Regions from separate parts of the Homo sapiens genome. Here region 1 is linked to region 2. A link is a loop called in an ENCODE intact Hi-C map of the cell type or tissue named here. Cell type or tissue: heart right ventricle. All regions are shown on one strand. Each heading gives the region's core, and the rest is flanking DNA. Links, peaks and the distances in the headings are about the cores only.

Region 1 (15,848 bases), core at 5,181-13,180, 48 kb before region 2:
CCCAGTGCTTTGGAAGGCTGAGGCGGGAGGATCACTTGAGATCAGGAGTTTGAGACCAGCCTGGCCAACATGGCAAAACCCCATCTCTACTAAAAATACAAAAAAATTAGCCGGGCATGGTGGCGGGTGCCTGTAATCGCAGCTACTCGGAAGGCTGAGGCAGGAGAATTGCTTGAACCCAGGAGAAAGAGGTTGCAGTGAGCTGAGATTGTGCCAATGCACTCCAGCCTGGGCAACAGAGTGAGACTCTATCTCAAAAAATAATAACAAATAAATAAATAATAAAATCCTCACAATAGGTTATCTATTATCTAGGTTATTGCATGTTTTACCTACAAGTAATATTATTGTTCATGTTTTTAAAATATTTTATTAATTGTATTTTATTGTACTATGTTTTATTGTATTATTTTATTGTTTCCTGAGGCTGAAGCTGGGGCTGGGGCCAGGGCTGGGGCTGGTTATGTTCATTTTATACAAAAGATGAAACAGGCCCAGAGAGGTTAAGTGACCTGCCCATGGTCACAGAGCTAGACTTCAATTCCAGGCAGTGTGGCTTTCTTTCTCTTTTTTTTTTTTTGAGACAGAGTCTCACTCTGTCGCCCAGGCTGGAGTGCAGTGGTGCAATCACGGCTCACTACAACCTCCACCTCCTGGGTTCAAGCGATTCTCCTGCCTCAGTCTCCTGAGTAACTGGGATTACAGGTGCGCGCCACCACACCCGGTTAATTTTTCTATTTTTAGTAGAGACAGGGTTTCACCATGTTGGTCAGGCTGGTCTCCAACTCCTGACCTCGTGATCCACCTGCCTCGACCTCCCACAGTGCTGGCATTACCGGCGTGAGCCACCACGCCTGGCCAGCTTTCTTAACTACTATATGATGCTGCCTGGTGTGGCAGCCAGCATTTACTGACCCTCCCCTGTATGCCAGACACTCTTCTAGCAGCTTTACATGCAAAACTCATGTACAGTAGTTCCCCTCATCCGAGGTTTCATTCTCTTCAGTTTGAGTTATGCTTGGTCAAGTGTGGTCCCAAAATAGGTGAGTCCACGAGTTTCAAGTCAGGGCTAAGTTAAAGATAGGTGAATACATTACAATAAGATATTTTGCCAGGCGCAGTGGCTCACACCTGTAATCCCAGCACTTTGGGAGGCCAAGGCGGGGGGATCACGAGGTCAGGAGATCGAGACCATCCTGGCTAACACGGTGAAACCCCGTCTCTACTAAAAATACTAAAAAATTAGCTGGGCATGGTGGCGGGCGCCTGTAGTCCCAGCTACTAGGGAGGCTAAGGCAGGAGAATGGCGTGAACCTGGGAAGCGGAGCTTGCAGTGAGCTGAGATCGCACCACTGCACTACAGCCTGGGCGACAAAGCGAGACTCCGTCTAAAAAAAAAAAAAGATATTTTGAGAGAGAGAGAGGGAGAAAGAGAAACTACATTTACATAACTTTTATTACAGTATATTGTCGTCCTATTTTATTATTACTTATTATTGTTAATCTCTTACTGTACATAATTTATACATTAAATTTTCCCATAGGGGCCGGGTGCAGTGGCTCTCACCTGTAATCCCAGCACTTTGGGAGGCCTAGGTGGGTGGATCACCTGAGGTCAAGAGCTCGAGACCAGCCTGGCCAATACGGTGAAACCTCGTCTCTACTAAAAATACAAAAATTAGCCTGGCGTGGTGGCAGACACCTGTAATCACAACTACTCGGGAGGCTGAGACAGGAGAATCGCTGGAACCCAGGAGGAGGAGGTTGCAGTGAGCCGAGATTTCACCACTGCACTCCAGCCTGGGCGACAAAGCAAGGCTCCGTCTCAAAAAAAAAAAAAAAATCCCATGGGCATATATGTATAGGAGAAAACAGTATATACAGGGTTCGGGACTATCTGTGGTTTCAGGCATCCACTGCGGGGGTCTTAGAACATGTGCCCCATGGATAACAAGAGGCTACTCAGACAATCTATTTTACAGATGAAGAAACTGAGATTAAACAAGTGACAGAACTGAAATTTTTTTTTATAGAGATGGGGTCTCACTGTTGCCCAGGCTGGTCTTGAACCCCTGGGCTCAAGTGATCCACCCTCCTTGGCCTCCCAAAGTGCTGGGATTACCAGCGTGAGCCACTGCGCCTGGCCCAGAACTGAACTTTTTTTTTTTTTTTCTTTTTTTCTGAGACAGAGTCTTGCTCTGTCGCCCAGGCTGGAGTGCAATGGCGCAATCTTGGCTCACTGCAACCTCTGCCTCCTGGGTTCAAGCAATTCTCCTACCTCAGCCTCCCAAGTAGCTGGGATTACAGGCATATGCCACCATGCCCTGCCAATTTTTGTATTTTTAGTAGAGATGGGGTTTCACCATGTTGGCCAGGCTGGTCTCGAACTCCTGACCTAGTGATCTGCCCTTCTTGGCCTCCCAAAGTGCTGGGATTACAGGCATGAGCCACCACGCCCGGTCAACTTTTTTTTTTTTTTTTTGAGACACAGTCTCGCTTTGTTGCCCAGACTGCAGTTCAGTGGCGTGGTCTCGGCTCATTGAAACCTCCACCTCCCGGGTTCAAACAATTCTCCCTGCCTTAGCCTCCCGAGTAGCTGGGATTACAGGCACCCGTCACTACGCCCAGCTAATTTTTGTATTTTTTTTTTTTTTAGTAGAGATGGGGTTTCACCATGTTGGCCAGGCTGGTCTTGAACTCCTGACTTCAGGTGATCTGCCTGCCTTGGCCACCCAAAGTGCTAAGATTACAGGCGCGAGCCACCGCACCCAGCCCAGAACTGAAACTTGAACCAAAGCAGCCTGGCTCAAGTGTCCACATACTTAACCACTAGTCCATACTGCCTGTAATGGATGAACAAGAGAATGAAGAGAGGGCAGGGCCGGGCCCAGTGGTTTACACCTGTAATCCCAGCACTTTGGGACGCCACAGCAGGCAGATCACTTGAGGTCAGGAGTTCGAGACCAACCTGGCCAACATAGTGAAACTCTGTCTCTACTCAAAATACAAAAATTAGCAGGGTGTGGTGGCAGACACCTGTAATCCCAGCTACGCTGGAGGCTGAGGGAGGAATGCTTGAACCTGGGAAGCGGAGGTTGCAGTGAGCCGAGATTGCGCCACTGCACTCAAGCCTGGGCCACAGATCGAGACTCTGTCTCCAAAAAAGAAAAGAAAAGAAAAGAACAGATCCTATGCATATCCATTCTGAGAGCACAATGGAGCCTACTGGCCCCACCTCCCACACCTTGACCCAGTGGCTGGACCTGTCCGTGTTCCCAGCACGGAGAGTCTTGCTGTGATGACAACAGTGTGCAATGGATGTCAAAAGCAGGCAAGAGACCAGAGGTGGTGGCTCATGCCTGTAATCCCAGCACTTTGGGAGGCTGAGAAATGTGGATCATCGGAGGTCAGGAGTTTGAGACCAGCCTGGCCAACATAGTGAAACCCCGTCTCTGCTAAAAAATACAAAAATTAGCTTGGTGTAGTGGTGCATACCTGTAATCCCATCTACTCGGGCGGCTGAGGGAGGAGAATTGCTTTAACCTGGGAGGCAGAGGTTGTAGTGAGCTGAGATCGTGCCACTGCTCTCCAACCTGGGTGACAGAGCGAGACTCTGTCTCAAATTGGAAAAAAAAAAAAGAAAAGTTAAAAAGGCAGGCAAGGAACGGAGAGACAACGAGAGGGTAAAAGGGAAGAGTTGGGTGTGGTGGCACGCGCCTGTGGTCCCAGCTACAGTGACTCAGGAGGCTGAGACAGGAGAATCACTTGAACACAGGAGGTGGAGGTTGCAGTGAGTCAAGATCATGCCACTGCACTCTGACCTGGGCAACAGAGCAAGACTCCATCTCAAAAAAATACAACAAAACAAAACAAAACAAAAATAATGAATAAATAAATATAAATGACAGGGTGAAAGAAAAGGTGTGGGAGTCAGGAAGTCTCCCAACCGCCTGGGACTCCACGCATTCCCCACCAGAAATCTCATAGCCGTTCCCCTAATTCTCCTATTGCTCTGGTAATTCAGGGGTAGGAATATGCATTCCAAGCTTTCTCAGTAAATGTCAGGACGTTCTTAGAACCTAGCTGTCAGAAAGGGAGGTGGGGCAGGGGTCAGAGTTCACAGCCACATCAAGCTTCCCCAGTGCACTTCTTTGACCCTCATCCTGGCTCACACCCACCTCTGCAGGTGATGCAGCTTGTGGGTAAACTGTTCCTGCTCACCAGGCGTCTGCCATGCAGAGCTAGTTGGTCAGGACATCAACGTCTTCACCACCATCGTTGCTGGTCTGAGCCTCAGAAGACTACAGTCCCACTTGGTACTGAAGGAGAATAGAGCAGGCCCAGCTAACTCAAATAGCAGCAGCAAAGTTATATCGACCACCCCCGTCACTCTGTTCTCATTTAAAGAGGAAGCAGGCAGGCGCGGTGCCTCACGCCTGTAATCCCAGCACTTTGGGAGGCCAAGGTGAGCGAATCCCTTGAGGCCGGAGTTCAAGACCAGCCTGGCCAACATAGCAAAACCCTGTTTCTACTAAAAATACAAAAAATTAGCTGGACGTGGTGGTGCATGCCTGTAGTGACAGCTACTCAGGAGGCTGAGGCAGGAGAATTGCTTGAACCTGGGAGGTGGAGGCTGCAGTGAGGTGAGATTGCACCACTACACTCCAGCCTGGGCGACAGAGTGAGACCCTATCTCAAACAAAACAAAACAAAATAAAACAAGGGGAAGCAGATATAGACACAAACTACCCTAAAATAGGTGGGACTGTAGCAAGAGGTGCAAAGGGTATAAGCTCTGGGTAAGGAGAGAGTCATTCTTATGAGGAGATGTGGCAGGTGAGCCTCCTCTGCCTGTAGGCAGCCATGCGCGATGCCGCTCATACAAACTTGCTGTCTTTCACTGTCCACTCGAGGGAAGCTAAGAACCCTCCTGAGCTGAGGGCTTTGCTTGAATCATCCTGGTGACTACAAAGGGACGAACAGGATACAGGGGTCTTCGCTCATTGCAGATGGGAGCTGGGGAGCTGTAATTCTAGGGCTGTTATTGCTGGAGAGCTGTGCTGGACCTAAGGGCTCTTTTCAGAGCGGTTATCTTTCCTGGAGACCAACAAGCCATGGGAACCCTGGGAAAACCTTTACCAGGACCCCAAATTAAAGGCCATCGGCACCATTTGGCGTCCATGGACAGGTGAGCCTCAGATCTGCCACCTCTCGAGATCTGGTGAACCAGGACATGAAAACAGGGCCCCTGGCTTGGTGGCCAGTTCATTGTCCCCATGCCCAGGATGGGAGCACACCTCGCTGGCTACATCCTCATTCTCCCTCCCTTTTCTCTCTCTCATTCTCAATCTCTCTCTCTCTTTTTTTTTTTTTTTTTTTTTTTTTTAGAGACAGGGTCTTGCTCTGTGGCCCAGGCTGGAGTGCAGCGGCATGATCTCGGCTCACTGCAGCCTCAATGTCCCAGGCTCAAGAGATCCTCCCACCTCAGCCTCCTGAGTAGCTGGGACTACAGGTTCATGCCACCATGCCTGGCTATTTTTTTATTTTTTTAGAGATGGGGGTCTCACTATGTTGCCCAGGCTGGCCTTGAACTCCTGGGCTCAAGCGATCCTCCCGTCTCTGCCTCCCACAGTACTGGGATTACAGGCCTGAGCCTCTGTACCAGCTCCATCACCCCTTCCCTCAGATGTTTTTCTCTGTAGTTTCTAATAACCGAGTGATTGCACTTTTCCTGCTCTTAGTGCAGAAATGCATGCTTATACTTATTTCGTGCCTTTGTAGTCTGCTTCGGCTATTTGGGCAATTGTTTCTATTTTATGTTAGGCAGGATACTTTCAATCTTTTTTTTTTTTTTTTTAATTGAGATGGAGTTTCGCTCTTGTCGCCTAGGCTGGAGTGCAATGGTGGGATCTTGGCTTACTGCAACCTTCGCCACCCAGGTTCAAGTGATTCTCCTGCCTCAGCCTCCTAGTAGCTGGGATTACAGGCACCTGCCACCACACCTGGCTAATTTTTGTATTTTTAGTAGAGACGGGGTTTCACCATGTGGGCCAGGCTGGTCTCAAACTCCTGACCTCAGGTGATCCACCCAAACTGCTGGGACTACAGCGCGACCCACTGCGCACGGCCCTGTTTTGAATCTTTTGTTGTTTTGAGAGGTCCCGCACTGGGGTGACTCTTGGACCCCAGAGTCATGTGTTTCCTGCTAGACTGTGGGCTGGAGTCCCACCCTAGGGGGACATTGTGGGCTAGAGTCCTATTGTGACTGTTGGCTGCACCCTTCCCCCCACCTTCCTGCTCTGGGGGTTTTCCAGACCCTCGGTGGCTGAAACCTAAATGCTCCGAATTCGTTGGCATCTCTGTATGCTCTGTTAGCGTCTTTTTTGGTCATCTTTGTCATCCTTCTTTTGCCCAACACCATAACGCTGTCTTTGCTTTTCGTGGAACTCAGACTATAAGTCCTGTCCCCTATTTTCACCTCTCCTTCCTATTTTCACTGCTCCATCTGTACTTTGCTTATGAAAACATCTCTTTGATTGCATTCCGTTTGCTGGTCATGTCTCATAAGTCACTTTGGTTGCACCTTGCTGGCTATACTCACTCCCTCTTTGCAAGAATTGGTGGCGATTGCCCTGCTGAGCTTTCTTAAGGAAAAAGAAAGGTGGCAATTTGAATGGGAAAATAACTGTGCTCTAGCTAGACTTAGAAAACCCTCTGTGTCTAGTAGAGATCCTTGGTGTTTTTTTCTATTTTTATTAGATAAGGTCTCGTTATGTTGCCCAGGCAGGTCTCGAACTCCTGGCCTCAAGTGATCCTCCCACCTCGGCCTCCCAAAGTGCTACGATTACAGGCATGAGCCACTGCGCCCAGCCTAGTAGTAGAGTAGAGAACCTTGTTAGACAGGGGAACAAGAATGAAGGACCTGCCACCCAAGTGCCTTTTAGGCAATTGGAGCAGATTCCTTCATGACCCCTTCCTAGCTGCTTCCCCTAGGACACCCATGCCTGCCTCCCACCCCGACTCCCTGCCTCCTCAGTTCCCTGATTCTCAAGAGGGTTCCTCCAGTCCTCTAGTGCAGGATTCTACACCAGGTCATCAGACACCCCTCCTTATCCAACGAGCCCCAGCCTATAACCCCTGCTTCTGGAGGAAGTAAATTTAACCAGTACCACCAGGAGTGGGACCCCATATCAGCCCCTGAGGTTGAACCTATGTCCATTGAGGGAGGTAGCTAACAGAACTGGGAGGACACTCAGAGTACATGTGCCTTTTTTAAAATGTCTGATTTGGCTTTCTGCCAGGAGAAATTTGGCCAGGTTTTGGAGGATCCAGGGAAGTTTATAGAGGCGTTTGCTAAGCCGACCATGTCCTTTGACTTAACTTGGCATGACTTGCAAATATTGTTTGCAAGTAGGTCACTCCTGACCTCAAGTGATCTGCCAGGCTCGGTCTCCCAAAGTGCTGGGATTACAGGCATGACCCACCATGCCTGACCTGGGACTTGTTTAATAGAAGGTATGAGGCTGGGCACAGTGGCTCATGCCTGTAATCCCAGCACTTTGGGAGGCTGAGGCAGGAGGATCGCTTGAGGCCAGGAGTGTGAGACCGGCCTGGGTAATATAGGGAGAACTTATCTCTGCAAAATAAAAAATAAGAAATCCAGCTGGGCATGGTGGCTCACGCCTGTAATCCCAGCACTTTGGAAGGCTGAGGCAGGTGGATCACCTGAGGTCAGGAGTTCGAGACCAGCCTGGCCAACATAGTGAAACCCCATCTCTACTAAAAATACAAAAATTAGCTGGGTGTGGTAGTGCACGCCTGTAATCCCAGCTACTTGGGAAGCTGAGGCAGGAGACTCCCTTGAACCCAGGAAGCAGAGGTTGCAGTGAGCCAAGATCGTGCCACTGCAGTCCAGCCTGAGTAACAGAGTAAGACTCCGTCTCAAAAAAAAAAAAAAACAGGATGTTGCAAAGAAGCCAGCTCAAACCAGCTAGGACTAGGAATCATAATACATTTGCATAAGACACTTCCACCAGCACCATGACAATTTACAAGTCCCATGGCAATAAACCCAAAAGGTACCTTATATGGTTCCAGGAAAACCCTGCCCCCTTTCCAGAAAGTTTGTGAATAGCCCGCCTCTTAATTAGCATGTGATTAGAAGGACGTATCAGTAGAGCCTCAGTAGAGCCAGCAAGCGATCAGGGAGTGCCCTCTGCCTGTGGGACAGCCCTGCTCTGTCTGTGGAACAGCCATCTTGTTGTACACTGTTGCACAAATAAACCTGCTTGCTTTCACTGTCCGCTCACTCTTGAATTCTTTCCTCCGTGAAGCCCAGAACCCTCCTGAGCTGAGCCCTGATTTTGGGGTTCTCTTGCATCCTCACTGATGGCTGATCCTCCAGGAGGCCTTTCCTGGTCATCTGACAAAGATTCCCTCCTTGGCCAAGCTAGCCAGACACCAACATAGTTTTTTTTGTATTTTTATTTTGGGGCCAGGTTATGATGTAGCAGGACAAGCCACAGACAAAACTCATCAGACACCGGATTAAAGAAGGAAGAGGTTTATTCGGCTGGGAGCGTCAGCAGACTTGCGTCTTAAGAGCCGAGCTCCCTGAAAAAGAAATTCTTGGCCTTTTTAAAGGCTTACAACTCTAAGGGGTCCACGTGAAAAGGTCGTGATAAATCGAGTAAGCGGGGAACGTGACTGGGGGCTACATGTATCAGCTAACAGAACAGAAAGCTTTGCAATGCTTTTTCATACAATGTCTGGAATTTACAGATAGCACAAGTAGTTTAGGTCAGGGGTTGATGTTATTGTTATTACTTTTTTAACTCCTAGGGCCGGGTGGTGGTGCCAAGTTTGTCTGGCTATTTATCTTACTTTTGTTTCTTTTTAACTTTTTGCTTTTTTTCTTTCCTCCTGTCTTGTAAACTAGGCAAGGTGGGGGGAGAAGGACAGCAGGAGTAGTAGTGGTCTCCTTCCTTATTCCCCCTTATTAAAAAAGTAATAATAATAACATCAACCCCTGACCTAAACTACTTGTGCTATCCGTAAATTCCAGACATTGTATGAAAAAGCATTGCAAAGCTTTCTGTTCTGTTAGCTGATACATGTAGCCCCCAGTCACGTTCCCCGCTTGCTCGATTTATCACGACCTTTTCACGTGGACCCCTTAGAGTTGTAAGCCTTTAAAAAGGCCAAGAATTTCTTTTTCAGGGAGCTCGGCTCTTAAGACGCAAGTCTGCCGACACTCCTGGCTGAATAAACCTCTTCCTTCTTTAATCCAGTGTCTGAGGAGTTTTGTCTGTGGCTCGTCCTGCTACAATGAGACTGGCTAATTTTTGCATTTTTTGTAGAGACGGGGTTTCACCATGTTGCCAGCCTGGTCTCGAACTCCTGGGCTCAAGCAATCTGCCCATCTTGGCCTCCCTAAGTTCTGGGATTACAGGCATGAGCCACTGTGCCCTGCCAAACACCGACATAGTTTCTAATAGCTCAAGGTCTCATCCCTGGAATGACCCTCTAAAAGTGCCTGCCTGAGAAAACTCAAGCCTGCCAAAAGAACTTACTGTTTGTTCCAGCCAACACCTGAGGATAGGGCCCCATCTCCCAGCTCCTGTGGGAGAGTAAGAGCTCAACATCGCTGTTGATAAGCACCAGTTAGCAAGCCCAGATGGGTTTCACCTGGGCCAACCCCTCCCCTCTTCATGTGTTTTGTAATTTTTCACTGCCTTGACTTTACTGAACCCCTGCTCCTCACCCCCACTCCCATTCCCTCATTCTCTGTACAAATAGGAGTTCAGTTCACACTGGACTCTGTTCCCTATTGCAACAGTATATTACAGATTAAGATCTGTCCTTGTGACTTTAACTGCTGTCTGGCTTTGTTTCCCTCTTTCGCCCTCTTTTTTGGTTTTTGGTGTTTTTCTTTTAGAGATAGGGTCTCGCTTCTATCTCTAAATCTCTGGGTCCAGTCGCCCAGGCTGGAGTGCAGTGGTGCAGTCATAGCTCACTTCAGCCTCAATCTCCTGGGCTCAAGCGATCCTCCCACCTTAGCCTCCCGAGTAGCTGAGACTACAGGTGCGTGACACCATACGTGGATAATTTTCTTTTTTTTTTTTTTTTTTGTAGAGGCGGAGTTTCACCATATTATCCAGGCTGGTCTCAAACTCCTGGCCTCAAGCAATCCTCCCACCACAGGCTCCCAAAGTGCTGGGACTACAAGTGTGAGCCACCACGCCTGGCTCTGCTTATTTTCTTCAAAGTGTTATTAGTCCATAAATATTTATTAAGCACCTACTATGTTCAGGCACTGAGGAGACAATGGTGAAAAAATCAGCCAATAAATAAATAAGTAAAATACATAGCATGCCAGATGGTAATAACCTGCTCTTAAGGAAACAAACAGGAATTTCAGCATGACTGAAACTTCCTTCTGGCCTTTGCTTAAATGCCTCCTCAGTGAAGCATTGCTGAAATTCTTATTTGTTTGTTCACTTATAATTGTTTTTCTGCCCCCACTGGAAGGTAAATTCCATGAGGAAAGGACAGTATGTCTAGTTACCATGGTGTCTGCAGTTTTAGACTATTCCCTGGCATATGGTAGGTACTCAGAAAGTATTTGTCGAGGGAATAAATGATATTTCCCCAAACAGTTAAAGAAATGAACCTTTCTGGCCAGGCGCGGTGGCTCATGCCTGTAATCCCACTTTGGGAGGCTGAGGCAGGCAGATCACCTGAGGTCAGGGGTTCGAGACCAGCCTGGCCAACATGGTAAAACCCCGTCTCTACTAAAAATACAAAATTTAGCTGGGTATGGTGGCACACACCTGTAATCCCAGATACTCAGGAGGCTGAGGCAGGAGAATTGCTTGAACCTGGGAGACAGGGGTTGCAGTGAGCTGAGATCACGCCACTGCACTCCATCCTGGGCAACAGAGCAAGACTCCATCTAAAAAAAAAAAAGAAATGAAACTTTCCGAACTAGTTTCCAGAAAAGAGAACAGGATACAAAGCTGATATGAGAATTCCATGAAGTACTGATTCCATGAAGTGCTGACAAAGAAACATTAATTTTATAATTTAAATGTTTTTGCAGGGCAGTCATGGTGGCTCACACCTGTAATCCCAGCACTTTGGAAGGCCAGGGCAGGAGGATCACTTGAGCCCAGGAGTTCAAGACCAGCCTTGGCAACATAGTGAGACCCACCCCCTACCCATCTCTACACACACACACACACACACACACACACACACTATATATATATATACACACACACACATATACGCACACATATATATACGTATATATGTGTGTGTGTGTGTGTATATACAAAAATTAGGGTGTGGTGACGTGTGCCTGTAGTCCCAGCTACTCAGGAGGCTGAGGTGGGAGGATCACTTGAGACCCTGGAGGTCAAAGCTTCAGTGAGCCGAGATTACACCACTGCACTCCAGCCTGGGCAGCAGAGCAAGAGCCTGTCTCTAGAATAAAACATAAAATAAAAGTAAGTGTTTTGCAAAAGTTGGAGTTCAGTCATGGGAACAAAGGACAGACAGACCAGAGGATGGGGATTATCTTGCGATTCCACAGCAATAACTTCTTTTGTAATCAGAAAAGAAAAGAGAACTTTTGTTTTACAAAAAGAATAAAATGTTTCTCTAATAGTTGACAGAGCCCTGGATGCTGATTCCAGCCACCAAGGAGAGATCGCCTCTGTCAAGGCCGCTGATAGCAGGGCACTCAGGGACTGGGTGCTCTAATCTTGCTCCCCTGGGACTCCCTGAAGGCCACAGAACTCCCTAGAAATCAGGGGCATGGGTATCAGCACACTTAGTTTGCTCTTGGCTCAGCCTCCAACCAGCAGTGAACCCGTGACCCAGGTGTTTTTCCCTAGTGCAGGCTTTGGTAAATATCCAGTGTGATAATAATGGCTGTGGCTAGATTTTTTTTTTTTTTAGGCAGTCTCACTCCCAGGCTGGAGTGCAGTGGCTCAGTGGAGTGCAGTGGAGTGTTCTCGGCTCAGTGCAACCTTTGCCTCCTGGGTTCAAGCAATTCTTGTGCATCAGCCTCCCTAGTAGCTGTGATTATAGGCACGAGCCACCAAGCCTGGCTAATTTTTGTATTTTTAGTAGAGACGGGGTTTCGCTATGTTGACGAAGCTGGTCTTGAACTCCTGACCTCAGGTGATCTGCCCGCCTTGGCCTCCCGAAGTGCTGGGATTACAGGCGTGAGCCACCATCCTGGATAATATTTTTATATACAAACCAAGGTGGAGTTTCTCCTATTCACCTTTCACCGTGTCAAAAGACAAAATGACAACAATTTTGGATATAGATCTAATTGGCTTTTATTTGCAATTCATGAATTGGTACAGCTTTCATTCTACAAAACAGAATCAAGATCTCTCACTGGCCAAGGAAACAGAACAATAGGAAAAAAGCTGATTGGTTAACATGAGGTTCCTTCAGGTGACTTTTTTGTGAGAGTTAAAGCAAAGGGGACCAATATTACACTGACTCAGGTTGACTGGAATCTCCTGTTTTCAGGAAAAACTGGTCTGTTTGGGATCTATCTCCTTCCTTAAAGTTTCAGTTTGATTATGTGACATTTAGCATGAGTAACTACATTTTGGTTTGGTCTTATCTGTTGGGGCCTAAAGTGCAGCAGCTCAACCCAAAACAATGATCTCCCATAATTTTTTTTCTTCTTCTTCTTCTTTTTTTTTTTTTTTGAGACAGAGTCTCAGCTCTGTCACCCAACTGGAGTGCAGTGGTGCGATCTCGGCTCACTGCAACCTCTGTCTCCTGGGTTCAAGCCATTCTTCTGCCTCAGCCTTCCAAGTAGCTGGGATTACAGGCTCGTGCCACCACACTCAACTAATTTTTGTTTTGTTTTGTATTTTTAGTAGAGACGGGGTTTAACCATGTTGGCCAGGCTGGTCTCGAACTCCTGACCTCAGGTGATCTACCCACCTCGGCCTCCCAAAGTGCTGGGATTACAGGTGTGAGCCACCACGCCCTACCCTTCTTCTTCTTTTTTTTTGAGACGGAGTCTTGCTCTGTCACCAGGCTAGAGTGCAGTGGCGCTATCTCAGCTCACTGCAACCTCCGCCTCCCAGGTTCAAGCGATTCTCCTGCCTCAGCCTTCCAAGTAGCTGAGACTACAGGCTGCAGGCAAGTGCCACAATGCCCACCTAATTCTTGTATTTTTAGTAGAGAAGGGAATTCACCATGTTATCCAGGCTGGTCTTGAACCCCTGACCTCAGGTGATCCACCCACCTCGACCTCCCAAAGTGCTGGGATTACAGGTGTGAGCTGCCGTGCCTGGCCTTTTTTTTTTTTTTTTTTGAGATGCAGTTTCCCTCTAGTCGCCCAGGCTGGAGTCAGCTCACTGCAACCTCTGCCTCCTGGGTTCAAGAGATTCTCCTGCCTCAGCCTCCCAAGTAGCTGGGATTACAGGCATGCACCACCACGCCCAGCTAATTTTGTATTTTTAGTAGGGACAAGGGTTCTCCATGTTGGTCAGGCTGGTCTCAAACTCCCGAACTCAGGTGATCCGCCTGCCTCAGCCTCCCAAAGTGCTGAGATTACAGGCATGAGCCACCGCGCCTGGCTGGATGAACTTTAAAAAAAGTTTTAGTTAAGTGTTCCTTTTTTTTTTTTTTTTTGAGACAGGGTCTTGCTCTGTTGTTCAGGCTAGAGTGCAGTGGTGCAATCACAGCTCACTGCAGCCTCAAACTCCTGGGCTCAAACGATCCTCCCACCTAAGCCTCCTGAGTAGCTAGGACTACAGGCACACACCACCACACTGGCTAACTTCGGTATTTCTTTTTACAGTTAATTTCTTTTCCTTTCCTTTTTTTTTTTTTTTTTTTTTTGAGATGGAGTTCCGCTCTTGTCACCCAGGCTGGAGTGCAATGGTTCGATCTTGGCTCACTGCAACCTCTGCCTCCCAGGTTCAGGAAATTCTCCTGCCTCAGCCTCCTGAGTAGCTGGGATTACAGGGGTGTGCCATCACACCCAGCTAATTTTTGTATTTTTAGTAGAGATGGGGTTTCACCATGCTGGTCTCAAACTCCTGACCTCAAGTAATCTACCCACCTCAGCTTCCAAATGTGCTGGGATTACAGGCATGAGCCACCATGCTCAGCCTTTACAGTTAATTTATTTTATTTATTTATTTATTTTTGAGATAGAGTCTTGCTCTGTTGCCCAGGCTGGAGTGCAGTAGCACGATCTCCGCTCACTGCAACCTCTGCCTCCCAGGTTCAAGCGATTCTTCTGTCTCAGCCTCCCTAGTACCTGGGATTACAGCTGCCTGCCACCATGTCCAGCTAAATTTTTTTGTGTTTTTGATAGTGATGGTGTTTCACCATATTGGTCAGGCTGGTGTGAAACTCCTGACCTCAGATAATCCACCCTCCTCAGCCTCCCAAAGTGCTGGGATTACAGGCGTGAACTGCTGTGTCTGGCCTACAATTAATTTCTAATTATGACATATGACCATGGTTTTCCATTGTTGGTGGTTATATGCTGTAGCTTCCTTTTTAAGTATATTTGAGTGAAAAGGATAAGGAGGTAGTTTTTTTTTCTTTTTTTGAGACAGAGTCTTGCTCTGTTGCCCAGGCTGGAGTGCAACGGAACGATCTTGGCTCACTGCAACCTCTGCCTCCCGAGTTTAAGCAATTCTCCTGCCTCAGCCTCCTGAGTAGCTGGGATTACAGGTACCCACCACTGCGCCTGGCTGATTTTTGTATTTTTAGTAGAGATGGGGTTTCCCCACGTTGGCCAGGCTGGTTTCGAACTCCTGATCTCAGGTGATCTGCCCGCCTTGGCCTCCCAAAGTGCTGGGATTACAGGCGTGAGCCACTGTGACTGGCAGGAGGTAGTTTTTAAATGCTAAGTAAATATAGCATAATATATATAGTATAGTTTGAATGTATAGACAGCAGAAATCAATCACAAAAGTGCTATGGGAAAGATGAAGTTGGGAAAACCCTAAGGTAGATTATCAATAGTGGTAGCTGGAACTATTACTGTCATTAGCATTAACTTTAGGGGATTTTAGTTAAAAAATCAATTTTGGGGCTGGGCACGGTGGCTCATGCCTGTAATCCCACCACTTTTGGAAGGCCGAGGCAGGAGGATCACTTGAGGACAGGAGTTTGAAACCAGCCTTGGCATCATAGCAGCGAGACTTCATCTCTACGAAAAATTTAAAAATTAGCCCAGGAGGTCAAGGCTGCAGTGATTGCACCACTCCACCCCAGCCTGGGTGATAGACTGAAACCCTGTCTCAAAAAGGAGAAAACTGAGGGTGATTCTGAAATTTAAAAATGTACTCCTGTATCTGTGAGCTGGCCTTTGAGAAAGGGGAAGGTGGAAGAGAATCAGGTTGCTTGCAGAACAGACAGACAACCCCATGGTGAGTTTCTCAGTTCTCTGCAAGGAGTCGGGAGTCCTTTGAGTTACAGAAGCCTGACAGGGCCAATTCTGTAAGCCCCTGGGGTAGGACAGAGGTCAGTGATTTCTCTAGTTCTCAGGGGGATCCCCCCAAAATGGGGAAACAGACATGCAACCAGAAGAAAAAGAAAGGGTTTAGGAAAGGGGATGGAGACAGAAGAGGAAGAGTCTGGGTAGGATCCTTTCGGATCCAAAAATTCTGCAATTCCAAGAATTGCCTTAATTCCCAGAACAGCCACTTAAAGGCCTCTCAGGCAGAGGCTGTGCCAGGCGAGGGCGAGGCCAGGAAAGGCCAATCAGAGGCCAGGAGGGAGGGGCAGTGTGTGAGGACTCCTGGCTGGTGTCAAAGGACCCAGGACAGGGAGTGGCCATTCCAGCT
Region 2 (15,848 bases), core at 3,602-11,601:
GATTTGGTAGGTACAGTGCTAGAAAGAGGGTCTTGGGGGCCGGGCACGGTGGCTCACGCCTGTAATCCCAGCACTTTGGGAGGCTGAGGTGGGCAGATCACGAGGTTAGGAGATCGAGACCATCCTGGCTAACACGGTGAAACCCCGTCTCTACTAAAAATACAAAAAAATTAGCCAGGCGTGGTGGCGGGCGCCTGTAGTCCCAGCTACTCAGGAGGCTGAGGTGGGAGAATGGCATGAACCCGGGAGGCAGAGCTTGCAGTGAGCCAAGATCGCGCCACTGCACTCCAGCCTGGGCAACAGATCAAGACTCTGTCTCAAAAAAAAAAAGAAAAAGAAAAAGAAAGAGGGTCTTAGGGGAACAGAAAGGCAACTTAACCCTGCCTAGGAGACTGGGAGTTTCAGTTTGTGATCAGTGGAGGAGGTGACTTGGTGCTAAGCTAGATCTTAAAGATTAAGTAATTAACTGAGAGGATTAGGAGTGATCTGGATGTCCCAGATAGAGGGAACAGTGTGAACATAGGGCAGGCATGGAGATAAGAAATTATGTGGGGCTGGGCGTGGCGGCTCACATCTGTAATCCCAACACTTTTCAGAGCCAAGGTGGGCAAATCACTTTGGGCTCAGGAGTTCAAGACCAGCCTGGGCAACATGGTGAAACCTCATCTCTACAAAAATTACCTGGGCGTGGTGGTACACACCTGTAGTCCCAGCTACTCAGGAGGCTGAGCCTGGAGAGAGAATTGCTTGAGCCTGGGAAGCAGAGGTTGCAGTGAGCCAAGATTGCACCACTGCATACTAGCCTGGGCAACAGAGTGAGACCCCATCTCAGCCTCCCAAGTAGCTGGGATTACAGGCGTGCACCACCACACCCAGATACTTTTTTTGTATTTTTAGTAGAGACCAGGTTTCACCATGTTGGCCAGGCTGGTCTCAAACTCCTGACCTCAGGTGATCTATCTGCCTTGGCCTCCCAAACTGCTGCAATTACAGGGGTGAGCCACCGTACCCCACCAGTTAATTGGCTTTTAAAGTACATTCAATTATAAAATCATTACCATAATCCAATTTTAGAATATTTTCTGGACACACTGATTTTCTTTTCATTTTCTTGACTTTTAAAAATATTATTTTTTTAAGGCTTTAACTTCAGTATGATTTTTTAAATATTATTTTTATTATGGAAAATTTCTAGCCATAGAGAAGTAGAAGTGTGTAAGAAATATCCATGTTGAGCATAGTAATTTGGGGTCTTTTCTGGATAGAGATGTTCAACCAGTGAGTGAGTATCTTAGTTCATTTGGGTTGCTGTAACAAAATACCTTAGGCTGGATATTTGTAAACAACAGAAACATATTGCTCATAGTTTTGAAGGTGCCATCTTTGAAGCACAGAGCAAGCCCTCACCAGATGCCGAATCTGCTGGCACCATGATCATGGACTTCCTAGCCTCTAGAGCAATGCATTTCTGTTGTTTATACATTCCCTAGTCTAAAATATTTTGTTAAAGCAGCCAAATGGATTAAGACAAATTGGTACCAGAAGTGGGGTGCTGCTATAACAAATACCTGAAGATATGGAAGCAGCTTTGGAACTGGGTAGTGGGTAGAGACTGAGTTTTGACGTTCATACTAGAAAAGGTTTACATTGTCATGAACAAATCATTAAGCACAGGTGTGGTAAGGGCACAGGAGGAGAGCTGTAGAGAAAGCCTCAGTCTTCTTAGAGATGCCCTAAGAGGGCATGAACAGAATGTTGGTGGAAATATGGATGGTAAAGGCCATTCTGATGAGATCTCAGATGGAAATGAGGAACATGTTAGTGGAAACTGGGGGAAAGGTGATCTTTGTTATAAAGTGGCAAAGAACTTGGCTGATTTGGGTTTGTGCCTGTTGACCTAAAGGAACAAGCCTAGGCAAAATTAATGTAGAGTTTATTTGGGCCAAGGTTGAGGACTGCAGCCTGGGACACACTTGTAAGTTGCCTTGGGGAGTGCTCTGTTTGGCCTTTGTTACAAGCAGATTTTTAAAGGCAAAAGGGAATGAGGAGTGGGCTCACACAAAGTTTTTTGACAGGGGCCAGGTGTGTTGACTCACGCCTGTAACCCCAGCACTTTGGGAGGCTGAGGTGGGTGGATCACCTGAGATCAGGAGTTTGAGACCAGGCTGACCAACATGGTGAAACCCCATCTCTACTAAAAATACAAAAATTAGCCAGGCATGGTGGTCGGCGCCTATAATCCCAGCTGCTCAGGAGGCTGACGTAGGAGAATTGCTTGAATCCGGGAGGTGGAGGTTGCAGTGAGCCAAGATCATGCCATTGCACTCTAGCCTGGGCAGCAAGAGCAAAACTCCATCTCAAAAAAAAAAAAAAAAAAAAAAAAGTTGTTTGACAGGAATTCTCGTTGATTTACAGAGATAACATGAATTAGTGACTGGCTATACATTGTTGAACTATAGGATATGAGAAATTACAGAAAATGCCAGTGTATGACATTGTATAGCTACTTTGCATGAGTTAGTTTAGAGCTCACATAGCAAGTGGCTTCATGAGGTGATTGATTATTTAGCTTAAGTGTGGAGTGAGACATGACTGCTGTTGCATCTCATTGCTTCTCTGGGCTTGATAATTAAGGGGTGGTTGGGGGGGGCTCACATTCTTCAGATTAAAGGTTTCTTGGCCAGGAGCAGTGGCTCACGCCTGTAATGCCAGCACTTTGGGAGGCCGAGGGGGATGGATCACGAGGTCAAGAGATCGAGACCATCCTGGCCAACATGGTGAAACCCTGTCTGTACTAAAAATACAAAAATTAGCGGGGCATGGTGGTTTGTGCCTGCAATCTCAGCTACTTGGGAGGCTGAGGCAGGAGAATCGCTTGAACCCGGGAGGCAGAGGTTGTGGTGAGCTGAGATTGTGCCACTGCACTCCAGCCTGATGACAGAGTAAGACTCCATCTCAAAAAAAGAAAAAAAAAAAATACAAAATTAGACGGGCGTGGTGGCGTGTGCCTGTAATCCCAGCTACTTGGGAGGCTGAGGCAGGAGAATCGCTTGAACCTGGGAGGCGAAGTTTGCAGTGAGCCGAGATCACACCATTACACTCCAGCCTGGGCAACAAGAGCGAAACTCTGTCTCAAAATAAATAAATAAAGTAAAAGAAAGAAAGAAATAAAAATAAAAGCTTCTTTTCTTTCTTATGTCCTAGTGTTTTGTGGGAGAACTTAAGAGTGATGAAATAGAATATTTGGTGGATGAAGTCACTGAACAAAGTGGTGAGGGGGTGGCATGGCTTCTCTTGACGGCTTATAGTAAAATGTGAGAAGAGAGAAACAAACTAAATACAGAATTTAAAGCCAAAAGGAAAGCAGAACTTAAGCATTTGGAAGATTCTCAGCATGGCCACGTTGTAAAGAATGAAAAAGTAGGCTGGGCACAATGGCTTACGCCTGTAATCCTAGCACTTTAGGAGGTTGAGGCAGGTGGATCACTTGAGCTCAGGAGTTCAAGACCAGCCTGGGCAACATGGTGCAACCCTGTCTCTACAAAAAATTAGCCGGGCATGGTGGCATGTGCCTGTGGTCCCAGCTTCTCAAGAGGCTGAGGTGGGAGGATCACTTGAACCTGGGAGATTGAGGCTGCAGTGAGCTGAAATTGCACCAGTGCACTCCAGCCTGGGTGACAGAGCGAGAGCCTGTCTCAAAAAGAAAAAAAAAGAATAAATGTATTTGGAGAGAATATGAAAGGTGTGGCCAAGCCATCCTTTGATAAGGAGACTAGTATGGATGTGGAAGCCAGGTACTAATCAAGACAATGGAAGGATGACCCCGAAGGCATGTGGGGGCTGTCACCCCCATCACAGGCCCAGAAGGCCCAGGGTGTTGGGGGCAGAACCATTTCAAGGCTCTGTTCCTAGCATTCTGGGGCAGTGCTCCTTGGCAGCCCGAGGTAGTTTGGCAGCATCCACATGGCGCTGTCTTTGCTGGTGCACAGAATACACAAGCTGTAGGGGCATGGCTACCCCCACCTAGATTGTAAAGGATGCCCTGAAGAGCCTTGGGCCCAGGCAGAGAACTGACACAGGGTAAGGCCCCTGCAGAAAGTCCCCATTAGGGCATTGCCTAGCAGAGCTATGGGGGTAGGGTTGCCTCTGAGACCCCAGACTGGTAGAGCCACCAGTGTGCAACTCCAGCCTGGGAGAGCCACAGGCATGCAACTCCAACAAGTGAGGGCTGTTGCATGGGCTGTGCCCAGCAAACCTGTACAGGCAGGGCTGCCCAGAGCCCAGCAACATGTCCCTGCCAGTGTGTCCAGAAGGTAGGAGGACATAGAGTTGAAGAAGGTTGTTCAGAAACCTTGAGATTGAATGGGGTTTGCTCTGTTGGGTTTTGGACTTACCTGGGACCTATTACCCCTTTCTTCTTTGTTGTTTCTCTCTTTTAGAATGTCTGTCCTATGCCTGTCCCACCGTTGTATTTTACAAGCACATAACACGTTTGATTTCACAGGCTCACAGATGGTGGGGAATTTGCCCCAGGATGAATTGTACTTTGAGTCTCACCCATACCTGATTGATTGATTGATTTTTTTAAATTTTATTTATTTATTTATTTATTTATTTATTTATTTATTTATTTATTTAGCGAGAGAGTGAGCCTCACTCTGTCACCCAGGCTGGAGTGCACTGGTGGGATCTCGGCTCACTGCAACCTCTGCCTCCCAGGTTTAAGTGATTCTCCTGCCTCAGCTTCCTGAGTAGCTGAATTACAGGTGCCTGCCATCATGCCCAGCTAATTTTTGTATTTTTAGTAGAGACAGGGTTTCACCATGTTGGCCAGGCTGGTCTTGAACTCCTGACCTCAAGTGATTCGCCCACCTTGGTTTCCCAGAGTGTGGGATTACAGGCATGATACACCACACCCAGCCACCCATATCTGATTTAGATGATAGATGAGACTCTGGACTTTAGACTTTTGAGTTGATGCTAGAATGAGTTTCTATTTGGGGCCATTGGGGTGGACTGAATGTATTTTGCAAGTAAAAAGGACATGACTTTTGGGGGTTCAGGAGCCAAATGCTGTGGTCTGAGTGTTTGTGTTCCCCTAAAATTCATATGTTGAAACTTGATCCCCAACATGGTGGGGCCTTTGGGAAGTGATTAGGCTGTGAGGATTCCACTCTCAAGAATGGGGTTAGCGCCCTTATGAAAGAGGCCTGAGGGACTTGTGTTGCCCCTTCTGCCATGTTGAGAATGCAGTGAGAAGGCACCATCTTTGAAGCGGAGAGCGATGCCGAATCTACTGGGGCCTGGATCTTGTACTTTCCGGCCTTCAGAACTGTGAGCAATAAATTTCTGTTGTTGGCCAGGCATGGTGGCTCACGCCTGTAATCTCAGCACATTGGGAAGCCGAGGCAGGTGGATCACCTGAGGTCAGGAGTTCGAGACCAGCCTGGCCAACAAAGCAAAACCCCGTCTCTACTAAAAATACAAAATTAGCTGGGCGTGGTGGCAGACACCTGTAATCCCAGCTACTTGGGAGGTTGAGGCAGGAGAATCGCTTGAACCAGGGAGGTGGAAGTTTCAGTGAGCCAAGATCACGCCACTGCACTCCAGCCTGGCGACAGAACTAGACTCCGCCTTAAAAAAAAAAAAAAAAAAGATTCTGAATCTTTGGGAAGCCCTCTGGGCTGGGGATCGATTTGGGAGTCAGTACCATGTGGTTCATAGTTGACGCGGTAGCTTGCAGAAGCCAAGGAAAGCCTACGCTTTCAAAAAAAGTTTGGAAGAGTCAATGTAAGGAAATCCAAAGTGGACCTAACTGTGGAGATGGGGGTCAGGGAAGGAGAGAGCTGGGGTGTGAAGTAGTGAAAATTAGAAAAGTGCCTGCTAAGTCCCTGACGCTACTAATGAGTGGTGATTGATTGATGAAAGCAGAGATTTCCGTTCTTGCCTGAGAGCTTCTAGTCTGTTGGGGAAGAAAAGATACACCAATAGCAGCTGGCTAGAAGGCCAGTTTCTTCTTTTTTTATTTTTATTTTTATTTTTTGAGACGGAGTCTCGCACTGTTGCCCGGACTGGAGTGCAGTGGCACAATCTCGGCTCACTGCAAGCTCTGCCTCCCGGGTTCACGCCATTCTGCCTCAGCCTCCCGAGTAGCTGGGACCACAGGCACCCACCACCACGCCCGGCTAATTTTTAGTATTTTTAGTGGAGATGGGGTTTCACTGTGTTAGCCAGGATTGTCTCAATCTCCTGACCTTGTGATCCACCTGCCTCAGCCTCCCTAAGTGCTGGGATTACAGGCGTGAGCCACTGCGCCCGGCCCTTTTGTATTTTTCTTGAGACGGAGCTCTTGTTGCCCAGGCTGGAGTGCAGTGGCACGATCTCGGCTCACTGCAACATCCGCCTGCTGGGTTCAAGCAGCTCTCCTGCCTCAGCCTCCGAGTAGCTGGGATTACAGGCACCGGCCACCACGCCTGGCTAACTTTTGTATTTTCAGTAGATACAGGGTTTCACCATGTTGGCCAGGCTGGTCTCAAACTCCTGACCTCAGGTAATCCGCCTGCCTCGGCTTCCCAAAGTGCTGGTATTACAGGCGTGAGCCACTGCGCCCGGTAGAAGGCCAGTTTCTAAAGGCGTGTTGCAGAGTCCATGTCAGTTCTAGGAAGAATCAAGCAAGAGAAAAGTGTGCTTCTTTAGGACTGGTCAGGCAAGCGCAGCCTTGAGCCAGAAGGGAAAGGGCTTTGCAGGTAGGAGTGGGCAGGCAGCAAGATCGTGTGTCTGAGACAGTGTAGAGGGAACAGGCCAGAAGGAATGTCAGCTGAGCCGGGGAGGTGTCGCTGGGTATGATCCAGTGCTAGAGCCTGTCTCTCGCTGCGCCTGCCTCCTCTCACACAGCCCCCTCTTCTGTCCCTGGCTTCTCAGCATGAAACTCCCCCCAGCCACGTGTTCACATTCCTCCGTGTCACTTTCCTCCATTCAGCACCCCCCATACCCCTTCTTGCTCGCTGGCCTCCCAGCTGTACTCCCAGACAGAGTAACCTACATTTGCTTCCTGCATTTGCCTCCCCCTCCTGTGTGTTGGCTTCTGTCTCTTCCACGGAAAATGTTTTCCCCAAGGTCCTCAGTGACTTCCTCAGCTTTGGGAGACCCCTCTGAGTCCTCTTCTGTGGCATTTGGTGCTGTTTATCATCCCTTCTGTGACTTTCTTTTGACGGATGTACAGATTGGGAGATGGCACTACACAGCTGGGAAGTGGGGGTGAGGACCTGGGGGGGTGTAAGAGATAGCCAGGCTCCAGCCCAGAGGAGGAGCTGGAGGTGGGTGGCCGGCGAACTGCCAGGAGGGAGGCCCTGAAGCCAGAGGAGAAGGGAGTAGCATCATGTCAAGATCAGTAGGCCACATCGGAAGCAGCAGAGAGGGCCCTCACGCTTCCCCTGCAGGGGCTGTTGACTCTCTTGATGAGAGACTGATGAGGACAGAGCTAGAGAAGTGGGTTGGAAAGTGAAGTGGGGACAAGGAAGCAGCACCGGATCCCTGCACAATTTAGGGAAGAAGTTTTGCCGTGAAGAGGAACAGAGGTGGGGGCCTCTAAAGGGGTTTGGAAGCTCTTTTGTGTTTTTTCAGGATGAACTCTCCTCAATCATGCTTGTTCACTGGTAGAGGAGAAAGGATTCGCTGACAGTCGGAGGGGAGATGGAGTTCAGAACACAAATGAAGACTGTTTTTCCCTCTTTAGGGTGAAGGCAGAGGTGACAGGCATTGCTATACAGAGCTTGTAGTTTTGATGGTGGGCATAAAGTCTCTGGCTTCCCTTCCGAGTGAAGTAGGAACCTCAGATATCAGCTAATAGGACCCAGGCCTGGGTCTGAGGGCAGTATCAAGGATATTGAGGAGAGAGGAGGTTTGAAGTGTGCTAAGGGAAGGCTAACCAGATGACTTGGCCACGTGGTTGCAGCACCTCTCGCTGTTTGTGACAGTGCTGTGTAAAGTAAAACCCCCTGTCCAGTGGTGGGGCTGTTAATAGGGCTCAGGTGCGGGCATGTGCAAGGCGGGCCATTGGTTTTGTTACGGGTGGAAGGTATCTGAGTTACCAGCAGCAAATCTGTACGGGTTTGCAGCAATCTCACTTCTTGCCTGTTAAGAATTCGACTTGGGCACAAGGCAGGAAAAGACCGAGGCAAGTTTCAGAGCAGGAGTGGAAGTTCATTAAGAAGCTTTGGAACAGGAAAGAAAGGAGAAGTACACTTGAAGGAGACCCACGTGGGTGCTGAGGTCCAGTGCGGTGTTTAACCTTGATCCTAGGACATTCTAGGACCAAGGCTGGCCCTTTTCCCATGATTCTTCCCTCACGGCGAGCTGCCCGCATGCACAGTGTGCTCCTTACCCTTGGGAGGTGGGCACATACACAGTGTGTAGGAAGTTGTACGGATGCCCATCTGAGGCTTTCTTCACTGTTCTGGTGATGTGCCCTGGGAGGCCATGCTCTGCCATTTGGTCTCTTAATGTGCATGCTCAGGAAGGTGCGTCTCCTTGGTGTCTGCATTCAATTAACACTTCAGTGCATCAAGTGTGGACCGTCAGGAAATGGCCTCTCCCTGGCACCTAGTGGGTGGGGGAGAGCCCTCTCCTGCCCTGCTCCTGCCTGTCCAACTCCCTATAACAGTTTCAGCCAGGATTCCTGCTTTAGCAGGAGAGAATAACCCTTTCTATGCCAAGCCACACCTTCCCTGATCTGGCCACTGAGCTTGCATCTTCTGTCCACACCTTCACTTTCTTTGTTATGGCTCACTGGGGTTCTTTCCTTTTTCCTCACTTAGCAGATAGTCTCTAGCCTCATCAGTTCCCAAGACTTTAGCAACAGCCTGCATGCTGATCATGCTCAGATTTATCCACTTCCAATCTGTGATCTAAACTCCACTTTTATTCTTTTGTGTGGTTTTAACTAATGCAACTAGGGAGACTAAAGCAACTTCATCCTGTATTCTAATTCACCGTGTTCACTTCTGATTAATTCCAGTTCTGGAAAGGACTCCAAGATTTCCAGTTTGTCTATTGTTCCTTGTGTAAGAGTACATACTTACCATAAATCCTGCCATGGGGTCACACCATCTTGATGTTATCATACTTCAGTTGTCCAGTGCATCCCTTCTGAACCACCCTTTCCCTATGGTATACAAGCCCTGGGGGTACTGGCACCAGGATCCACCATCTGGCTTCACCACCACCTGAGACACAGATGTAGCTTCTGTTCCTAGGTCTCTAAATGTTTCTAAGGGGATATGTTCTTCTCTATATGACAATGCATTGTGTAAAGCTGTGGTGGTAAAAACAGTGTCGTACATGTGGGACAACACAGATCAATATCACAAGCAGCTAAAAGAAAAAGAAATTGGTCTTCATAAAAATTAAAAACATGTGCTTCCAAGGACACAACTCAAGACAACTGGCTGGACACGGTGGCTCACACCTATAAGCCCAGCACTTTGGGAGGCCAAGGCGGGTGGATCACTTGAGGTTGAGAGTTTGAGACCAGCCTGGTCAACATGGTGAAACCCTGTCTCTACTAAAAGAAATACAAAAATTAGCTGGGCTTTGTGGTGCGTGCCTTGTAATCCCAGCTACTCAGGAGGCTGAGGCAGGAAAATTGCTTGAAGCCGGGAGGCAGAGGTTGCAGTGAGCTGAGATTGAGTCACTGCACTCCAGCTTGGGTGGCAGAGTGAGACTCCGTCTCAAAACAAACAAGCAAACAAAAAAGACAAATAACCAAACTTTAAAATGGTAATATATACAGATGGCCAACAGCATATGAAAAGATACTCAATGCCATTAACCGTTAGGGACACACAAATCAAAACCACAATGAGACTCTACTTCAGACTCACTAGGATGGCTGTAATCAAAAAGAGAGAGGCCAGGCATGGTGGCTCACACGTGTAATCCCAGCATTTTGGGAGGCCAAGGCAGGAGGATTGGTTGAGCTCAGGAATTCGACACCAGCCTGGGCAACATAGTGTGACCCTGCCTCTGCCAAAAATAAAAATGACAGAGAGAGACAATAGCATGTGTTGGCGCAAATGCAGAGTGGGAATGCACATTGCAGGTGGGAATGTAAAATGGTCACCCAGTTGGAAACAGCATGCAGCTCCTCAGAAGGTTAAACAGAGTTTATGTTTAATACACTTATTAAGATAAACATAGTGTAAATACGTTAAAAAAAACACATTATTAATTCTCATAGATATGTACCCAGAAATGAAAACATGTCATGAATACAAAGAAGGAAACAACAGACACTGGGCGGGGAGGGTAGGAGGAGGGAGAAGCGGGAAAGATAACCATCGGGTACTGGGCATAATACCTGGGTGATGAAATTATCTGTACAACAGACCCCCATGACACATATTTACCTATGCAACAAACCTTCACATGTATCCCCAAAACCTAAAATTAAAATTAAAAAAGAAGGGCCGGGCGCAGTGGCTCACACCTGTAATCCCAGCACTTTGGGAGGTCAAGGCAGGTGGATCACCTAAGGTCAGGAGTTTGAGACCAGCCTGGCCAACGTGGTGAAACCCCATCTCTACTAAAAATACAAAAAGTAGCCAGCGTGGTGATGGGTGCCTGTAATCCCAGCTACTTGGGAGGCTGAGGCAGGAGAATTGCTTGAACGAGAGAGGCAGAGATTGCAGTGAGCCGAGATCACACCACTGCACTCCAAGTTGGGCAACAAGGCTAGAATCTGTCCCAAAAAAGAAAAACAAAGAAAACGTGCCCACACAAAAACCTGTACACAACGCTCATAGCAGCATTATTCATAATAGCCAAAAAAATAGACGTAACCCAATGTCCATCAGTTCATGAACTGACATGTAAAATATGATATAGCAAAACAATGGAGTTATTCAGCAATAAAAGCACAGGCCTGGCATGGTGGCTCACGCCTGTAATCCCAGCACTTTGGGAGGCTGAGGCAGGTGGATCACCCGAGGTCAGGCGTATCACCCAAGGTCAGACATTCGAGACCGGCCTGGCTAACATGTCGAAACCCCGTCTCTACTAAGAATACAGAAATTAGCCGGGCGTGGTGGTGGGCGCCTATAGTCCCAGCTACTTGGGAGGCAGGAGAAACACTTGAACCCGGGAGGCGGAGGTTGCAGTGAGCCAACATCGTGCCATTGCACTCCAGCCTCGGTGACACAGCGAGACTCTGTCTCATTAAAAAAGAAAAAAAAAAGTGCAGACTACATAAATCTAAAGAGACAGAAAGTAAATTAATATTTGCCTGGGGGTGGGGTGGCCATGTACCATGTATTTAAAGTGTGCAATTCATTGGTTTTTAGTATATTCAGAGTTGTGCAACCATCAGCACAATTTTAGAACATTTTCAACACCTGGCCAAAAAAAAAAAACAAAAAAACCCATACTCATTAATAGTCGCTGTCCTTTCTCTCCCAACCCTTCCCCACCCAGCTTTCTATGGATTCGGCTATTCTGGATATTTCACGTAAATGGAAACACAATTATGTGGTCTTCTGTGATTGCAGCTTCTTTCACTTAGCATAATGTTTTCAAGGTTCATCCATGTCATAGCGTGTCTCAGTACTTCATTTCTTTTTACTGTCAAGTAATATTCCACTGTATGGATAATATCACACTTTATGCATTCGTGTAGTTTCTCTACCTCCTTCCCAACTCTTGTCTCTTTTTTATTGTAGGTGTGAAGTGGTGTCTTCAGTAGTTTTGACTTGCATTTCCCAATGGCTAATGATACGGAGCATCTTGTCATGTGCTTGGTGATCATTTATATGTCTTCTTTGGAGAACTGTCTATTCAGATCATTTTTGTATATGGGCTGAGATAGGGAACCAGATTCATTCTTTTACATGTGGATATTCAGTTGTCCCAGTACCATTTGTTGAAAAGATTATTCTTTCCCCACTAATTTGTCTTGACACCCTTGTTGAAAATTAGTCGACCATTTCTGGTTTCTCAGTTCTATTCCATTGAACTAGATGTCTTTGCTTACAACATCTTGATTACTGTAGCTTTCTTTTTTTAAAGTTAAAAAATTTATAAAGTAGAAGTGGGGCTCAGGCTCGTCTGGTGGCCTAGGCTCGTCTGGACCCCTGGCTGCAAGTGATCCTCCCGCCTCAGCCTCCCAAAGTGCTGGGATTACAGGCGTGAGCCTCTGGGGCCTGGCCACAATTGAGTTTTGTTTATTGATCTCGTATCCTGCAACTTTGCTATGAGTTCTAACCTTGTCTTAGTCCTAATAGTTGTTTAATGGATTCCTTAGGGTTTTCTATATACAAGGTCATGTCATCTGCAAATAGAAATAGTTGTACTTCTTCCTTTCCAATGTGGATGCCTTTTATTTCATCTTATTGCCTCATTGCCCTGGCGAGAGCCTCCAGAACAATGTTGACTAGAAATGACAAGGGCCCATGCTCATCTTGTTCCTGACTTAGGGGAAAGCTTTTAATCTTTCGCCTTTAAGTCTGATGTTCGTTGTGGGTTTTTCATAGATGCCCTTCATCAGGTTGAGGAGGTTACCCTCTATTCCTAGTTTGTATGTTATTATACTTTTAAATAGCAGCAGCAGAGCATGTAAGAAGATATGAATAAATACATGGCGAGAGGTTCGCAGTTGATTAAGTGGGGGGAAGAGTTTACTCCATTCATCGTGAATCTGATCTCTGTGAGTAGGAGGATGTGTTAGTTGAACAACTTTAAAAAAAAAAAAAAAAAAGAGGGCGAGGTGGGTGGATCACGAGGTCAGGAGTTTGAGACCAGCCTGGCCAAGATGGTGAAACCCCGTCTCTACTAAAAATACAAAAAATTAGCCAGGCAAGGTGGCGGGTGCCTGTAATCCCAGCTACTCTGGAGGCTGAGGCAGGTGAATCGCTTGAACCCAGGATGCCGAGGTTGCAGTGAGCAGAGATCGCACCGCTGCACTCTAGCCTGGGCGACAGAGCAAGACTCTATCTCAAAAAATAAATAAATAAAAAATAAAAATAGAGACAGGGTCTTGCTGTATTGTCCAGGCTGATCTCGAGCTCCTGGACTCAAACCATCCTCCTACCTTCGCCTCCCAAAGTGCTGGGATTACAGGTGTTAGTCACTGCCCCCAGCTTGAACAAACTTTGTAAGATGCAGGCTATTGTGCAAAATTTTAGCACTGTAAAAAATATCCCCTTATTTTATCAAATATACCTTTATCTTGAGGCATATGTCTATTTTCACCTACTTGTAACTTACACTCTTGATTACTTTTGGTTGTCTTTTTACTCTTGTTCTAATTATCTTTTTTTTTTTTTTTTTTTGAGACGGAGTCTCACTCTGTCGCCAGGCTGGAGTGCAGTGGCGTGATCTCGGCGCACTGCAACCTCCATCTCCCGGGTTCAAGCAATTCTCCTGCCTCAGCTTCCTGAGTAGCTGGGACTACAGGTGCCCACCACCATGCCCAGCTAATTTTTGTATTTTTAGTAGAGACAAGGTTTCACCATGTTGGCCAGGATGGTCTTGATCTCTTGACCTCATGATCTGCCCTCCTCGGCCTCCCAAAGTGCTGGGATTACAGGCATGAGCCACCACGCCCGGCCCTAATTATCTTTTATTGTACAGAAGCATTTTATTTTCATCAGAGTACATTCATCTTGATTGAGATATTTTACAGTAGTTTCTCTCCCCATGCTGGCTGGGCGTGGTGGCTCACGCCTGTAATCCCAGCACTGTGGGAGACTGAAGCAAGCAGATCACCTGAGGTCAGGAGTTTGAGACCAGCCTGGCCAACATGGTGAAACCCCATCTCTACTAAAAATACAAAAATTAGCTGGACATGGTGGCACACACCTGTAATCTCAGCTACTCAGGAGGCTGAGGCAGGAGAATTGCTTGAACCTGGGAGGCAGAGATTGCAGTGAGCCAAGATCACACCACTGCACTCCAGCCTAGGTGACAGGGCAAGACTCCCGTCTCAAAAAAAAAAAAATTATCTTCCCACTATAGTAAGAAAGTAACAGCGTTTTATGACTTGGAAAGTGTCTTCATATAAAATCTTATTTGAATCTCCCAAAATATAGCAGAGATGATCCCCATTTTACAGATTAAAATATGGATACCAGAAATGTTTGAATCATTTGTCAGGATATTGGCAGCAGAGCAGGGGCTAAGGGCATGCTATCTTTTTAAGGCACTTCATATTAATTTTTGTATTTATATACAAAAATTATACACTCCTTGACTCCTTGACTTCGTCGAACATATGACATTCAAACATATCAATAGGGTGGAGGAGAATCCAAGGATAGCTTGCCACTGTATTCATTTCTTATGGCTGCCATAACAAGTTACTGCAAGCTGGGTGGCTTAAGACAAGAGAAATTTATTCCATCACAGTTCTAGGGGCCATAATTCCAAAATCAAGATGTCAGCTTGGTTCCAAAGACAAGGGATTGTTGCTTCTTGGAGGCTTAGACGGGGCCGTTACTCCGCGCATCTCTCCCGGCTGGATGGGTGGCTGCCGGCAGTCCTTGGCATCCCCTGGCTTGCAGCTGTCCAAGTCCAGTCGCTGCTTCTGTCTGCACCTGGCTGTGTGTCTGGATTAAGGGCACACCCTATTCCACTATGACTTCATCTTAGTGACATCTTAAATACTTCTCCAAAGACCCTAATTCCAAACAAGGTGACATTACAGGTACCATGGTTAGGACTACAATGTATCTTTTTATTATTACTATCTTTTAAAGGGATAGGGTGTCACACTGTCATGTAGGCTGGAGTGCAATGGCACGATCGTAGCTCATGCAGCCTCAACCCCCTAGGGCCTAGCGATCCACTCACCTTAGCTTCTCGAATAGCTGGGACTACAGATGTGTGCCACTATGCCGGGCTAAGTTTTTAATTTTTTTGTAAAGACGGGGTCTCCGTGTTGCCCAGGCTGGTCTTGAACTCCTGGCCTCAAGCAATCCTCCCGCCTTGGCCTCCCAAAGTGCTGGGATTACAGCATGAGCCTCCAGGCCTAATGTATCTTTTGAGGGGGCACAGTTCAGCCCACAGCAGCCACTAACAGAGTTCTCTTCTGTCCTCGCTCCCCCACCAGGTGCCCCTGTAGACAATGGCCCTCGTGTCTGCCGATTCCCGCATTGCAGAACTTCTCACAGAGCTCCATCAGCTGATCAAACAAACCCAGGTAAAAAGTCACCACCCTCCATTCCCAGATGGGAACATGGGCTTTGATGCTGAGCCGTGAAGTGGGGGTGGCATTTGTGTTCAGAGAGATTGGACTCGCAGGAACCAAAATGACGTAATAAAAGTGAAAGGAGGGGAATTTGGTGTATGGCTACCATTCCTGTTGGATTTTCTACCATGTACAGGATTTCATGATTCATTTTGTTTGACAGCTATCCTGAGATAGAATTCACATGCCATACAACGCACCCATTTAAAGTGTATAATCCAGTGGTTTTTCGCAGCTCACAAAATTGTGCAACCATTAGCACGATCAATTTCAGAACATTTTTAACACCCAACAAAAATGCCCCATATCTTTTCCTTCCACCCTATTAATCCAGGCAAACAAAAACACTCTTTTTTTTTTGGAGACGGAGTCTCACTGTGTCACCTAGGCTGGAGTGCGGTGGCGCGATCTCAGCTCACTGCAACCTCTGCCTCCTGGGTTCAAGCGATTCTTCTGCCTCAGTCTCCCTAGTAGCTGGGATTACAGGCACACACCACCATGTCCGGCTAATTGTTTTTGTATTTTTAGTAGAGACGGGGTTTTGCCATGTTGGCTGTCTCTACTAAAAATACAAAAATTAGCTAGGCTTGGTGGCGGATGCCTATAATCC

Evidence for each region. A loop is a pair of places that touch in the nucleus more often than their neighbours do. Peaks named below come from ENCODE experiments on the same cell type or tissue, not always from the same donor. Only the 100,000 strongest peaks of a DNase experiment are listed, where the experiment ranks them.
Region 1: a loop joins it to region 2, with 1.9 times the contacts of the local background. A loop is called at or near these places in 2 of 110 quality-filtered maps.

Annotation. Positions count from the first base shown.
Region 1 is chr16:28,516,751-28,532,598 of GRCh38, forward strand. No RefSeq gene overlaps it. Among named protein-coding and RNA genes, the nearest start is that of NUPR1, 14 kb to the right of the region's middle. In heart right ventricle, for the core only: no CTCF peak of the experiment used is centred there; no DNase peak of the experiment used is centred there.
Region 2 is chr16:28,565,955-28,581,802 of GRCh38, forward strand. It overlaps SGF29 (SAGA complex associated factor 29), which reads left to right. Exons shown (of 10, transcript NM_138414.3): 2 at 15,101-15,190. The coding sequence starts at 15,116. Among named protein-coding and RNA genes, the nearest start is that of SGF29, 20 kb to the left of the region's middle. In heart right ventricle, for the core only: no CTCF peak of the experiment used is centred there; DNase peaks (open chromatin) are centred at 6,847 and 7,334; H3K27ac peaks cover 1,732 bases.